Linked DNA regions of Homo sapiens: region 2 is linked to region 1. A link is an interaction called in ENCODE POLR2A ChIA-PET data of the cell type or tissue named here. Cell type or tissue: IMR-90. All regions are shown on one strand. Links, peaks and the distances in the headings refer to the core of each region. The heading gives the core; the rest is flanking DNA.

Region 1 (7,384 bases), core at 1,444-5,443:
CCTGGCTCTGCTTTCCTTTGCCCAGGTGTGACCTTAAAAGAGTGACTTTTCTGCCCTCTGCCTCAGTTTCCACATCTGTAAAATGTGGATAACAAGATGAGTTCTACCTCCAAGGGTGTTGGCAAGGGTTCAATGAGCTGTAATGTCTAAAGTGCTAAGAATAGTGCCTGGCTCATCCTAAGTGCTTAAGAAGTGTTGGCTTTTACAAACGTTATTAACATTGAGCTCCAGACCTGCTTTGTAGACAGGCAGCTGGGCCTCAGAGGAGGTTAGCCTTGTGCAGTTATCCAGCAAGTTGGTGGCTGGGCCCGGGCCAGCGCCGTTTCCCGGCCCAGTGCCCTTTCTCCTACCAGGCTGCCTCTGAATTTAAGGGCCGGGGGCCAGGTGGCTTTCGAAATTTATTTCTCAAGCCGGGCCTGGGCTGCAAGGGGCGGGGCTGCAGGAAAGGAGGAGCCAGGGGGCCTCTGGGGGCTGCGGGGCGGGGAGAAGGAGGAGCAGGAAGGGGTTAAGCTGACTCCTGTAGTAGGTGTGTCTGTCCCGGGATGTGGGTGACTCAACTGGCTCCTGGGCGGGGCTGCCCAAGCTGCAGCTGCTCCGGAGGGAGCAGGGCCAGGGTGAGGGAGAGCCAGCGCCAGAGCCGTCGGACAGGTCCCAGCGCGGGTAGCAGCCCAGCTCTATCCCTGCGCCCGGCTGGCCGCACCCAGCAGCCCCAAGGCGGGTTGGGGGCGGGGGGCCATGGCCCAGCCTGGGGATGGGGAGGCCAGCATGTCTATCCTGGAGCGGCTGCTGGCCAACGCTGCGCTGAGGGATGAGGCTGGCCGGCTCCGAAGCCCTGAGCCCAGGGCTCTCCCGCCCACAAGGGTGAGTCAGGGAGCGTGAGGTGGGGGGTGGGGTGCAAGAAGCCCTGGCTGGGATTTTCCCCTGTGCCAGAGGCTGCCCCTCTTGTCTTTCCTGGGCCAGGGTGAGGGCTGAGAGGTCTTCCTGGGGAAGATTGAGCAGACGGCACTTTGGCTGGGGAAGAAGGGCCTGGGTACTTATAGGAGGATGGGGGTCAGATGGGGCATGGGGGAGGACGGGCTGGAAAAGCTGTCATTGGTGTTGGAACCTTGCCTTGCAAGGGAAGTCGCAGAGAGGCTTTGAATCTTGACCTCTCCTAATCAAAAGGAAAGTGCACTGCCTGCCATTCCTGTGTGAAGACCACTCCTCTCCTGGCTGTTAGCCAAGTATTGCCCAAGAGTTGTAAACATGACCATGGGACCATCGATTGAGTGCCCACTGCATGCCAAGCACTATGCTGAGTGCTTGGTCTAAATGATCTCATTTAATCCTCTCACACCAGCCCCATGCAATAGGAATTATCCTCGTTTAAGGATGAGGACGCTGAGACCCAGAGTGGTTAAGTGATTTGCTCAAGGTCACACAGCTTTCTGTTGCCAAAGTGGGGCTTTCAGGCACTAGGCAGCGCTGACTCTGCTGGATTGACTCCCACCCTGATGGAATCTAATCGTTGTTTCTTTGTCTGTTTTTTTTTCTTATTCCCAGGGACTCCTTGGCTGGTCCCAGAAAGATCTGCAGAGTGAATTTGGGATCACAGGAGACCCACAGCCCAGCAGTTTCAGTCCTTCCAGCTGGTGTCAAGGTGCTTCTCAGGACTATGGCCTTGGGGGTGCAAGCCCTAGAGGAGACCCAGGTCTCGGAGAGAGGGACTGGACCAGCAAGTATGGGCAAGGAGCAGGGGAAGGGAGCACCAGGGAGTGGGCCAGCAGGTGTGGCATCGGCCAGGAGGAGATGGAGGCCAGCAGCAGCCAAGACCAGAGTAAAGTGTCTGCCCCAGGGGTGCTCACAGCCCAGGACCGGGTAGTTGGAAAGCCAGCCCAGCTTGGCACTCAGCGGAGCCAGGAGGCAGATGTTCAGGACTGGGAGTTCAGAAAGAGGGATTCCCAGGGCACTTACTCCAGCCGGGATGCAGAACTCCAGGACCAGGAATTCGGAAAGAGAGATTCACTGGGTACCTACAGTAGTCGAGATGTAAGCCTTGGGGACTGGGAATTTGGGAAGAGAGATTCTCTGGGTGCTTATGCCAGCCAAGATGCCAACGAGCAGGGCCAAGATTTGGGGAAGAGGGACCACCATGGTAGGTACAGCAGCCAGGATGCCGATGAGCAGGACTGGGAGTTTCAGAAGAGAGATGTGTCACTCGGCACCTATGGCAGCCGGGCTGCGGAGCCACAGGAACAGGAGTTTGGGAAGAGCGCTTGGATAAGGGACTACAGCAGTGGTGGCAGCTCCAGGACCCTTGACGCCCAGGACAGAAGCTTTGGAACGAGACCCCTGAGCTCTGGGTTCAGCCCCGAGGAAGCCCAGCAACAGGATGAGGAATTTGAGAAGAAGATTCCAAGTGTGGAAGACAGCCTTGGAGAGGGCAGCAGGGATGCTGGCCGGCCAGGAGAGAGAGGATCCGGGGGCTTGTTCAGTCCTAGCACTGCCCACGTGCCGGATGGGGCACTCGGGCAGAGAGACCAGAGCAGCTGGCAAAACAGTGATGCTAGCCAGGAGGTGGGAGGGCATCAGGAGAGACAGCAGGCAGGGGCTCAGGGCCCTGGCAGTGCTGACCTGGAAGATGGGGAGATGGGAAAGCGAGGCTGGGTCGGTGAGTTTAGCCTCAGTGTTGGCCCCCAGCGAGAGGCAGCATTTAGCCCAGGGCAGCAGGACTGGAGCCGGGACTTCTGCATCGAGGCCAGTGAGAGGAGCTATCAGTTTGGCATCATTGGCAACGACAGAGTGAGTGGTGCTGGCTTTAGCCCTTCTAGCAAGATGGAAGGTGGTCACTTTGTGCCTCCTGGGAAGACCACAGCTGGCTCGGTGGACTGGACTGACCAGCTGGGTCTCAGGAACTTGGAAGTGTCCAGCTGTGTGGGTTCTGGGGGCTCGAGCGAGGCCAGGGAGAGTGCCGTGGGACAGATGGGCTGGTCAGGTGGCCTGAGCTTGAGAGACATGAACCTGACCGGCTGTTTGGAAAGTGGAGGGTCTGAAGAGCCGGGGGGAATCGGAGTTGGGGAGAAGGACTGGACTTCTGATGTTAATGTGAAGAGCAAAGATTTGGCTGAGGTCGGGGAGGGAGGAGGCCACAGCCAGGCCAGAGAGAGTGGCGTGGGGCAGACTGACTGGTCAGGTGTGGAGGCCGGAGAGTTCCTTAAATCAAGGGAGCGTGGAGTTGGACAGGCAGACTGGACACCTGACCTTGGGCTGAGAAACATGGCCCCAGGGGCAGTCTGCAGTCCTGGAGAGTCCAAAGAGCTTGGGGTGGGCCAGATGGACTGGGGTAACAATCTGGGCCTGAGGGATTTGGAGGTGACCTGTGACCCAGACTCTGGAGGTTCTCAGGGGCTACGGGGATGTGGAGTGGGGCAGATGGACTGGACCCAGGACTTGGCGCCCCAGAATGTGGAGCTCTTTGGGGCTCCAAGTGAAGCCAGGGAGCATGGGGTGGGCGGGGTGAGCCAGTGCCCAGAGCCCGGCCTGAGGCACAATGGCAGCTTGTCTCCTGGCCTGGAGGCCAGAGACCCCTTGGAGGCCAGGGAGCTGGGGGTTGGTGAGACAAGTGGGCCAGAGACCCAGGGTGAAGATTACTCCTCGTCTTCCTTGGAGCCACACCCTGCAGACCCTGGAATGGAGACAGGAGAAGCCCTCAGCTTCGGAGCAAGGTAATGAACGGAGCCCCATCCCAAGTGTGGGAGGGAACATGTGAAGGCTGTCCAAGAAATCGGAACCTTTCTGAGGAGGGAAGAAACAGTTTTTCCTGAGGACTTTTAGTGTTTGGGTAATTGAGACATTTTGGACTAAGAATTTTTAGTTCTACTTAAAAATAATTGAAATATGATACACATACAGGTGAGTTCCTTTTTTGAAGGATGACTAATGTGTTACTTTTGCAACCCATGTTTGAGCTTGGTGATTTGGAATTGTGACTGTGACGGGGGAAATGGTGCATGTCATAGCTTGGATGGTTTCTGATGGGTTCTACTCTTGTACACAGTAGCCGTTCCCCAGGCCTCTCAGCCCTGAAGCCACAGGTGGTTTCATAGGTATAGGGCAGAGAATTCCGTGTCTTCTTGGCTGGGGCCACCACAGCCAGGAGTGGAGTGGACAGTGGAACCCACGGGTTCTCAAAGAGGTTAGGTACTTGGTGCTTCTTGCCTGTCCTGTCTTGAAGCCTGGAATAGCAAGTTCAAGAACCTGAAGGGTATGGGGACCTGGCCCCATGACCTTGGCCTCTGTGCAAATTTGCTGAAAGAACTTTCCAAAGGCTTTGCAAGGCAAGCACAGTCTGTTTCATGGATGTTTTAAAACCAGCTGAGATGGTTTTGCAGCTGAGAAACGTGCTAAAAAGGCATTGCATCCGTTTTGTTAACATTTCCATCCATTGAGATTCGCTTTTATTCCCTTTAGTGAGCAGAAAATGTTACCTTTTCCAGCCCCACAGTGGGAGCTTCTCACTGGGTATGTGGGGAAGGCAAGGGAAGTGTGGGGCAGGGGCTTTTATAAGTGGAAGGGGTTGGTGGTGGGAGGAGAGGAGCAGGAAGGGGCTAGAGCATATCATGGTGGTCTTGGGGACTCTGGAGAGGCATTTGGGATGGAGGAGGAGAAGGGAGAGAGGAAGATGGGCCCAGTGAGATGCCCAGGGGGATTTGAGGAAGTGGAGCTTCCTGACGACTCAGGCTGTTGACGGGGTGGTGACGGAGCACAGGGAACCACTGAGGCTGCATTGAGGACTGCAGGGACGAGGGGAGGGCGCAGGACTAGGAGTTGGGAGGCCCTTGTGGTCCTGGGCAGGTTGCTGGGCTCTGAGCCTCAGTTTCTCAGGGTTTGACTCAGGAAGTGCAGAGTTCCAGCTTTAATGTTCTTGGTGCAGGGGAGAGTCCAGGCTTGGCGTGGTTGTTCCTGATTTCTCTTCCTGGGACTCATAGAACTTTGCACACCCCATGCTTAACCACACGTCTTACCTCATTGATCTTCACAGCTGCTCTGTGAAGCAGGAAAGTGATTTTTATCCTCTCCGCTGGAGGGTCGAAAGGTGGTGTGACCCCTTAAGGGCAAAGAGTCAGGAGTACCTCTTTCTCACTTGTATATGTTAACTGCTTTCAGGTGTGGCCACTGTGGGACCACTGCCCCCCTCCCACCCAACCCCCCCCCCCACCACCACAGCTCTCTGCCTTTCCGTTCTGTGTGGGGTGGCTCTTAAGAAGTGGAAAGTGATCATCTTGTTCCCTTAGTTTAGGATGGAGGGAGGTGGGGCGGGGATTGTGATGGGACTAGGTTAGGGGAAGAGGAGGATAGTGTCATCATTGTGTCTTTAAAACACCCAGGCTTTTGTGGTTGTGTTACCGTAATCTGGCCAGTGTTGACTTTAACCCGAGTTCAGGGGTTAGCCGTGATGCCATACAGGTGAGCCTCATTGTATGCAACAGAAAGCGTGGCTCCTAACAGAAAGCACGGCTCCTCAAAAAGCCGAACGAAAACAGTTGCTTTAGAGAGGAGTTCGAGGGGCTTGTTTGAATTTTATGCTTTCGGGCAGCCTTTTCTAAAATGTGTCCTAAAGAATACCAGTCTGTGAATATGTTTGGAAAATGCTGGGTACTCTGTGGCCGTACAGAAGACTTAGTCTGTATATTAGCATATATTAGTACCTTAAAGACAAGTAATGCAGTATTTTCCAAGCTAATTTGGCTAATGTCCAAGAACCTAGTGTTCTGAGCAGGGAAATTCTGATGTAGGGAAATTCTACACTATGGGCACTTTCTCTTTTTTTTTTTGAAACGGAGTCTTGGTCTATCGCCCAGGCTCCCAGCCTGAAGTGCAGTGGTGCGATCTTGGCTCACTGCAACCTCTGCCTTCTGGGTTCAAGCGATTCTCCTGCCTCAGCCTCCTGAGTAGCTGGGAATACAGGCGCACATCACCACGCCCGGCTAATTTTTGTATTTTTAGCAGAGATGGGGTTTCACCATGTTGGCCAGGCTGGTCTTGAACTCCAGACAGACCTCAGGTGATCCACCCACCTCGGCCTCCCAAAGTGCTGGGATTACAGGCATGAGCCACCATGCCTGGCCCACTATGGGCACTTTCTCTTTAAAGAAAATTTTGGAGGTTCCCTTTGTAACGAGAAGTCCTTGAGAATAGCTCAGAGGGGTCTGGCTCTGGGTCCATCTGCCAGGCTTGCGTTCTGATTCTGTCACCACCTCTGTGACCTTGGGCAAGTTTGTTCTCTTCTGCGGGCCTCCGATTCCTCGTCTGTAAGTTGGGAGTAACTTACTCCCAGTACTCATGGGGTTTTGTTAATTGTTCCTCACAAAAACTAGGGAAACTGAGACCCAGAGAGGCAGTGTGACTTGCACCGGTTCCCACGGCTGGTGGCTGTGGGTTCTTCTTGTCTCCCTGGGCCCAAGCCGTGCAGTCTTCTCTGGGCACCCTCCCTGTCTCTCTGGGGTCAAGGTCAGCTGCTATTTCTCTAGACACATCTTTCCAGCTTCACCCCTCCCTCATTTCAGGTCTCAGAACACTGGGATATTCACGTTTTGTAGTTCCAGCGCCATGTTTGCCTCTGGAGCAGTGGTGGAGGGTGGGGTGGGATACCGTCTTGGTCCTCAGGGTACTCTAAAGTTTAGACCAGGTGAAGGGTGTAGATGCGACAAGATGAGGCACATCCTCTCTGGCCAGGGACCCGTGTTGAGGATGATAATGACTATCCTAATAATTTGTTGTATTTGTCAAGTGCTAACTATGTGTTAGGCACATATTTCTGCCAACAAACTAGAACAGTTTATGTACTTTTATTATCCCCATTTTACAGATAAACTGAGGTTCAGAGTGGGACAAATAACTTGTGGTCAAAGCCACAGGCATAGGAGGAGACAGAGCCTAGCTGTGTCCTGGAGTGGCAGGACTCAGTCCCTGTGTTCCTAACTACCCCTCTTTCCTGCTCCCATGCCGGGAGGGGCTCAGCTTATACATGATCTGGGTGCTTAGGGGTAGGAAAGCTGCTTCTAAGATGGGGTGAAGGGCGAGTGGGGTTTAGTCCGGCGGGGTGGACGTAGCTGCACTTTCTTGGGTTTTCCCCACTCGCCACTCTCTGCTCCTCAAGGCCACCTCCAGAGCTCACTGACCTCTGCCTGAGTGGCTTGGGCCACCTCTCGCTTTAGGAGTGGATTTTTTTTTTTTTTTTTTTTTTTGAGACGGAGTTTTGCTCTTGTTGCCTGGGCTGGAGTGCAGTGGCGCGGTCTTGGCTCACTGCAACCTCCACCACCCGGGTTCAAGCGATTCTCCTGCCTCAGTCTCCCCCAAGAAGCTGGGATTACAGGTGCCTGCCACCATGCCTGGCTAATTTTTG
Region 2 (7,384 bases), core at 2,126-6,125, 720 kb before region 1:
AAGGAAGGAAGCAAGGAAGGAAGGAAGGAAGGAAGGAAGGAAGGGAGAAAGGAGGGAGGGAAGGAAGAAGGAAGGAAGGAAGGAAGGAAGGAAGGAAGGAAAGAAAGAAACCTTAAGACAGACAGTGTGTCTCCTCCATGCTCTATCTTCACCCTTCTTTCCCACTGGGACCCAGTATTGACCATGTAAATAACAAGAAGGCTCTAGACAAGGGTTGGCAAATGGTTTCTGCCACAACTACTGCCATTGTAGCACAAAAGCAACCACCGATGATACATATAGGTGTGACTATGTTCTAATTAAGCTTGATTTATGGGCGCTGAAATTTGAATTTTATAAAATTCAAATGTTTGTGTGTCATGAAATATTATTCTTCTTTCAATTTGTCTTCAACCATTTAAAAATGTAAAAATCATTATTAGTTCACAGGCAATTAAAAAAGCAAGTGCTGGCCGGGTGCAGTGGCTCAAGCCTGTAATCCCAGCACTTTGGGAGGCCGAGGTGGGCAGATCACGAGGTCAGAAGATCGAGACCATCCTGGCTAATACGGTGAAGCCTCATTTCTACTAAAAATATAAAAAAAATTAGCCAGGCATGGTGGCGGGCCCCTGTAGTCCTAGCTACTCGGGAGACTGAAGCAGGAGAATGGCATGAACCTGGGAGGCGGAGCTTGCAGTGAGCCGAGATCACGCCACCGCACTCCCTCTAGCCTGGCCGACAGAGCAAGACTCTGTCTAAAAAAAAAAAAAAAAAAAAAAAAAAGCAAGTGCTGAGCTGGATTTGGCCAGCAGAACTTTCTTAGCCAACATCCTAGGGGATGTTGATCCTGCAAGATAGAATAAACTTGCATCCTTAAAGTTGAACAGAGCCACCACCAGGCTGGAACACTCACTGTGGACTCTTGCCAGAAAAAGAAAATCTCCTTCATTCTTTAAGCTACACTATAGTTAAGTCTCTCTTGTTATAGAGACTTAGCATTTTACTTTATCTAATATATAGTCCATAACTCCTGACTATTCAGACCATAGCTCCCTTCCATAGTCCTCACCACTGTCCTTTTATTTTTTTAATTTCCATTTTTATTTTAGATTCAGGGGGTACATGTGCAGATTTGTCACAAGGATATATTGTGGGATGGTAAGGTTTGGACTCTATTCATTCTGTCACCTAGATGGGAACATAGTACCCAACAGGCAGTTTTTCAGCCATTGCCCCCTCCCCTCTCTCCCTCCTTTTGAGGTCCCCAGTATCTCTTATTCCCATCTTTATGTTCATGTGTACCCAAGATTTAGCTCCTACTTACAAGTGAGAAAACAAAATATTTGATTTTCAGTTTCTGCATTAATTTGCTTAGGATAATGGCCTCCCACTACATCCATGTTGCTGCATATAATACAATTTCATTCTTTTTCATGTCTGCATAGTATTCCATGGTGTATATGTATTGCATTTTCTTTATCCAATCTACCATTGATAGACACCTAGACTGATTCCATCTCTTTGTTATTGCAAATAGTGTCATGATGAACATACAAGTGCATGTGTCATTTTGATAGAACGATTATTTTACTTTGAGTATATACCTAGTAATGGGATTGCTGGCTTGAATAGCAGTTCTATTTTTCATTCTTTGAGAAATCTTCAAACTGCTTTCCATGTGGCTGAACTAATTTGCACTCTCACCAACAGTGCATAAGCATTCCCTTTTCTCTGCAACCTCTCCAACATCTGTTATTTTTTGACTCTTTGATAATAGCCATTCTAACTGGCATGAGATGATATCTCATTATGTTTTCATTTGCACTTCTCTGATGGTTAGTGATGATGAGAATTTTTTCATATGGTTGTTTACAACTTGGATATCTTCTTTTGATAAGTGTCTGTTCATGTCCTCTACCCACTTTTTAATGGGATTAATTGTTTTTTTCTTGTTGATTTAAGTCCCTTATAGATTCTGGATATTAAACCTTTGTCAGATGCATAGTTTGCGAATATTTTCTTTTATTTGGTAGTTTACCTGTTTGTCATGTCAACAGTTTATTTTACTGTGCAGAAGCTATTTAATTAAGTCCCACTTGTTAATTTTTGTTTTCATTGCAATTGCTTTTGAGAACTTAGTAATAAATTCTTTCCCAAGACCAATGTCCAGAAGGGTATTTCCTAGGTCTTCTTCCAGGATTTTTTTATAGTTTGAGGTCTTATATTTAAGTCTTTAATCCATCTTAATTTTTGAATATGGTGATAAGTAGAGGTTCAGTTTCAGTCTTCTGCATATGGCTAGCCAGTTTTCCCAGCACCATTTATTGAGTAGGGAATCTTTTCTCCATTGCTTATTTTTGTCAGCTTTTTCAAAGATCAGTTGGTAGCAATGTACAGTTTTATTTCTGGGTTTTCTATTCTGTCCCATTGGTCTATGTGTCTGTTTCTGTACTAGCACCATGCTGTTTTGGTTACTGTAGCCTTATAGTATAGTTTTAAGTCAGATAATATAATGCCTCCAGATTTATTTTTTTGGTTTTTTTTGCTTAGGATTGCTTTGGCAATTTGGGCTCCTTTTTTGCTTTCATATGAATTTTAGAATTGTTTTTTCTAATTCTGTGAAAAATGACATTGATAGTTTGATAGGAATAGCATTGAATCTGCGGATTGCTTTGGGCAGTGTGACCATTTTAATGATATTGATTCTTCCAATCTGTGAGCATGGGATGTTTTTTCATTTGTTTGTGTCATCTCTGATTTCTTTTAGCAGTGTTTTGTGGTTCCCCTTATAAATATCTTTCACTTCCTTGGTTAGTTGTATTCCTAGGTATTGTATTTTTTGTGGCTGTTATAAATGGAACTGCATTCTTGATTTGGTCTCAGCTTAAATGTTATTGACTAACCTGTTTTTAAATATCCAAGGCAAGGAAACTGGGTTCCCACCTGCCTCCTCACTGTCCCTTCCAAAAGTTGAGAGAAAAGACTCGACCCAGAGCTCCCTTCACTTCCTTGTTCCTAAGACTGTAGATGAGAGGATTGAGCATGGGCGTGACAACAGAGTAGAAGACAGATACCACCTTGTTGAAGTTGATGGAGGAGGTCACCTTGGTCTGGACATACATAAAGAAAAGAGTGCCATAGAAGAGGCTCACCACAGTCAGGTGAGCTGCACAGGTAGAGAAGGCCTTCCAGCGCTCAGCAGCTGAGCGGATGTGCAGCAGTGTCCAGACGATGTTGCCATAGGACACAGCAATGACCATAGAGGAGGCCAGTAGCACAGCCAGAGACACCAGGAAATCCACAGTCTCCTTCCAAGTGACATCTGAGCACGACAAGGCTAGCAAGGGTGAGGCATCACAGGAGAAATGGTCAATGACATTTGGGCCATAAAATGTTAGCTGAGACAAGAGGTAGATTGGCAAGATGGGTGTGAGGAAACCTACCAGCCAACAGGCAGCTGCCAGACGGATGCAGGTGCCCCAGGACACAAAAGCCCCATAGTGGAGAGGCATACAAATGGCCACATAACGATCATAGGCCATGGCAGCCAGTAGGAAACACTCAGTTGCCCCAAGAAAGGTGAAGATGAAGAGCTGGGATAGGCAATCAGCATAAGAGATATTCTTGCCACCATCCACCCCAATAAAACCAGCCAGCATCTTGGGCACTGTAACAGAAGTGTACCAGATTTCAAGGCAGGACAAGTGTGTCAGGAAGAAATACATGGGTCTCCGTAGTCGGTGGTCCAAACCCACCACTAAAATGATGGCCAAATTCTCCACCAAGGTGAACAGGTACATGGTGAGGAAGAGTATGAAGAAGAGGAGGTGTGCTTCATGGATGCCAGCAAAGCCCATCATGACAAATTCAGTTACCTGGGTCCAGTTTTTGGTATATGGTTGCATATGTGGCAGTGAGAGCTCAGCAAACTCATAGCCTCATAGACAATGAGAGCTCAAAGAGAACCTGTGAGGTTGGAGGATGTTGTACTAAAATGCCTTTCACTTCAGAAGAGAAACATGATGTCAACACACTGTTCTTACCCTCAAAGAATTCACAGTTCATGAGGGACATGAGAAAACAAATAATATTAGTACAAAATGAAATGCACTGGCTAAGAATAAGGCAGGATACTATGAGCAGAAATATCAGGGAAGCTCAACCAGTCTTGAGAAATCTTCCTGGAGGGAAGACTGTCTATAGCTGAACCTGAAAAGGAAGTATAAGTTAGTGAGACAAAAGGTAGAGATAGAGAGAAGACATCACAAGTATAAAATTCCAGACATCAGAGAGGAGATTGTGCATTGGGGAAACTTCAAGTAGAGACAGTTTACCATGGAGTTCAAGAGCTTGATTTCCCAAGCAAGCATACCTAGATTCAAATAAAAGAGAACCTAACAGATTTGTTGTGAAAATGTAAGTTAGATAATTCCTGTAAAGCACTTAGCATCATGTTTGAGTCAATAAATGTCAAGGGGGAAATCTACATGTTGACATCTCCTGGAATAAGATACAGAGAGAAAATGACTGTTTCTGAGCCTGAGGAGTAGGCTGGGACACCATGAAGGGCTAGCAACCAAATTAAGGGAAAGGAAAAAGCTGAGCTTCAGTCTAAAGGTCACAGGGAGACTTTAAGAATTATAAGCAGAGAAGCAATGCTATTCTTTTTACCCCTTAGAAGGGGCAGGTTTGGAGGGGAACAAGATAAGAGCCAGAGGCCGGGCCCGGTGGCTCATATGTGTAATCCCAGCACTTTGGGAGTCTAAGGCAGGCAGCTCACCTGAGGTTGGGTGTTCAAGATCAGCCTGGCCAACATTGTGAAACCCTGTCTCTATTAAAAGTACAAAAGTTAGCCCAGCGTGGTGGTGGGCACCTGTAATCCCAGCTACTCAAGAGGCTGAGGCAGGAGAATCACTTGAATCCAGGAGGCAGAGGTTGCAGTGAGCTGAGATTATGCCACTGCACTCTAGCCTGGGCAACAGAGCAAGACTTAATGTCAAAAAAAAAAAAAAAAGGAGGAGGCAGGAAGGCTGGGTTAGGAGGTTGTTGCAAGTATAGCATGGAGTGATGGTGACTTTAACTGCAGAAATGCCAGTAGGAGACTGAATATGACTATTAAGAGATAGAATCAACATAATTGGGTTTGAATCCACACTGGGTTTGAATTTAAGCTCCAATATCAACTTGAAATATGTGACCATGAGTGAATCACTAAATAATCCCATTTTTTAAAAAACAGATAATACAAGAGTTCCAAAGAGATTACTTCCTATCTCATTTTAGAATTAAATGAGAAAATATAATATCTCCATTTTTGTGCCAGTTTTAAAATACAGCCCCAAATTCTTGAACACTCTTCCCATCCAAAAGTGAGGTCTATGGCTATTCCCATTGAATCTGGGTTCTGTGACTGCTTAACAACAGAATAAGGGGGAAGTGATGCTGTGCCAGGTTCCAGGCCCGGGACTTGGAAACCCCAGTTTCCTCTTCTTGCTTCTTGAAACCCAGTGACAGTAGTGTGAGGAAGCCTATCCAGCCTGTGGAAAGGCCTAGGTGGAGAGGAACTAAGTCCCTCAGGCCTCAGCCTGGCCAAGCTTCCACTGACAGCCAGCAGCAGCGTACCAGCCGGATGAATAAGCTGTCTGAGAAATAGATCATTCAGCCCCCAGTTGAGCTGGCCAAGCTGACACCAGCCTTCCCTTCTGAGCCCTCCCCAAATTAAAAATCTGTGAGCTAAATAACTGATTGCTGTTTAAACCACTAAGTTTTAGGCTGCTTTGTTATGCAGTAACATAAATAAAGCAGTTATACCCTAGTTGTGTAACTTGGGCAAATTATTCACTATTTCTGACCCTTTGGAGAAAAAGAAATAGTGTTTTGCTACAGTCACAGATTCCTGAACTGGAATTTGAATCCAGGTTTGCCAAGGTCTAAAGCCCTTGCTCTTTCCCCTATAAATAATTAGCAAGTTCCTTCTGGCTTCAGAATTCCTGGCAATGAAAGCATGTAGAGATAAAAAATCAGAAATAAACAAGTCCAAAGTTTTCAGATTTCTGCGTGCGTCTTCGCCATGCCTAACATCCCCACAGTGGGAAGTCTATAAACATTGGCTTCCTCTCACATAATTGCATTGCAGCCCCAGACACTTCATGCTTCTGTTGGCTCAAGGAAATTTCAGGATGCAATTTCCACCCATTTATCTCGTTTGCAACCTCACTTACAATGTAGCAGCCTCCAAACAATGATCACCCTTCCCAGTGGAGATACTGCACACAGATGCTCTAGAAGTTTGACTTGACTTACGGTGTTAGACAGTTTCACAGTCAAATTCTCTGAAAAATTCATTATTTTTCATAGTCATGGAGAGGATGAGATTTAGAGTCAAACAGCTCTGGGATCAAGCCCTGGGTCTGCAATTTACTAGCTCTCTTGTGTCATCTATAAATTCTTACTATTTTTCTAAATCTTACCTGTCCTTTCATCTGTGACTCAGGTTTGATAGTCCTGTCTTCACTAGGAAGGCTTTTTCCTTATCTCATTCCTCCAAACTTGTATGCAGGTCAAGCAAACAAATGCAGAGGGCACCTGCTCTGACCTAGGAACCACGGTGGAGGGTACAGATGCCCCCAGCATCTACCCCAGGGTCTGGTACAAAGCAGGTACCCCCAACATCCATCCTGAGGCCTGATGCAGAGCAGGTGCCCCCAGCATCCACCCTGGGGCCTGGTACAGACCAGGTTTCTCCAGCATCACCATGGGGCCTGGCACAGAGCAGATTCTCCCACCATCTGCCCCAGGGCCTGGTACAAAGCAAGGGCCACAAGCATCTATCTCAGGGCCTGGTACAGAGCAGGTGCCCCAGCATCCACCCTGGGGCCTGGTACAGATGCCCCCCCGACATCCACCCTGGGGCCTGGTACAGAGCAGGTATTATTTTTTAATACTTTCAGCTCTCTGATCCATGGCTTAGAGAGAGAGTGCCAGAACCTGTGGCCTTTGTATCAGGCCCAGATTAGCTACATTGAAAGGATCTGCTCTTGTTTCTCAAAAGCTGAAGGAGGGGTAAAGAAGTAGGATATAAGAGAGAAGGAGAGAGGGACAGCCGACGGCTTTTTATCCCCTTGCATCTAGGCAATGAGGCATTTCACCTGTGGGCTGAGATTTTTTTAAGAAGCAGGAGCAGTTTCCCCACTATCTCTTTCCCCATCATAGAGCCAACAGCTGGCAGGATCCTAGATCCCTGAAGAAAACGACTCACTTCTTCCTGGAGCAGGGATTACCCAATATTTTCTGTAAAGGATCAGATTTAAATAGTTTAAGCTTTATGAGCCACAGGCAGTTTCCGCCACATATTCTTCTCTGTGGGTTTATTTTGTTTGTTTTTGCAACTCTTTAAAACGTAAAA

The links. Peaks named below come from ENCODE experiments on the same cell type or tissue, not always from the same donor. Only the 100,000 strongest peaks of a DNase experiment are listed, where the experiment ranks them.
Region 2: POLR2A ChIA-PET joins it to region 1 with 10 read pairs; 1 of 35 experiments calls an interaction of 5 or more read pairs at or near these places.

What each region holds. Positions count from the first base shown.
Region 1 is chr11:57,304,715-57,312,098 of GRCh38, reverse strand. TNKS1BP1 (tankyrase 1 binding protein 1) reads left to right here. Exons shown (of 12, transcript NM_033396.3): 6 at 1,543-3,704. Among named protein-coding and RNA genes, the nearest start is that of TNKS1BP1, 17 kb to the left of the region's middle. RefSeq lists a silencer at 619-828. In IMR-90, for the core only: no CTCF peak of the experiment used is centred there; no DNase peak of the experiment used is centred there; H3K27ac peaks cover 880 bases.
Region 2 is chr11:58,027,453-58,034,836 of GRCh38, reverse strand. All of the region lies in intron 1 of OR9Q1 (olfactory receptor family 9 subfamily Q member 1), which reads right to left. It overlaps OR6Q1 (olfactory receptor family 6 subfamily Q member 1), which reads right to left and starts at 3,884. Exons shown (of 1, transcript NM_001005186.2): 1 at 2,931-3,884. The coding sequence starts at 3,884. The coding sequence ends at 2,931. In IMR-90, for the core only: no CTCF peak of the experiment used is centred there; a DNase peak (open chromatin) is centred at 5,876; H3K27ac peaks cover 1,602 bases.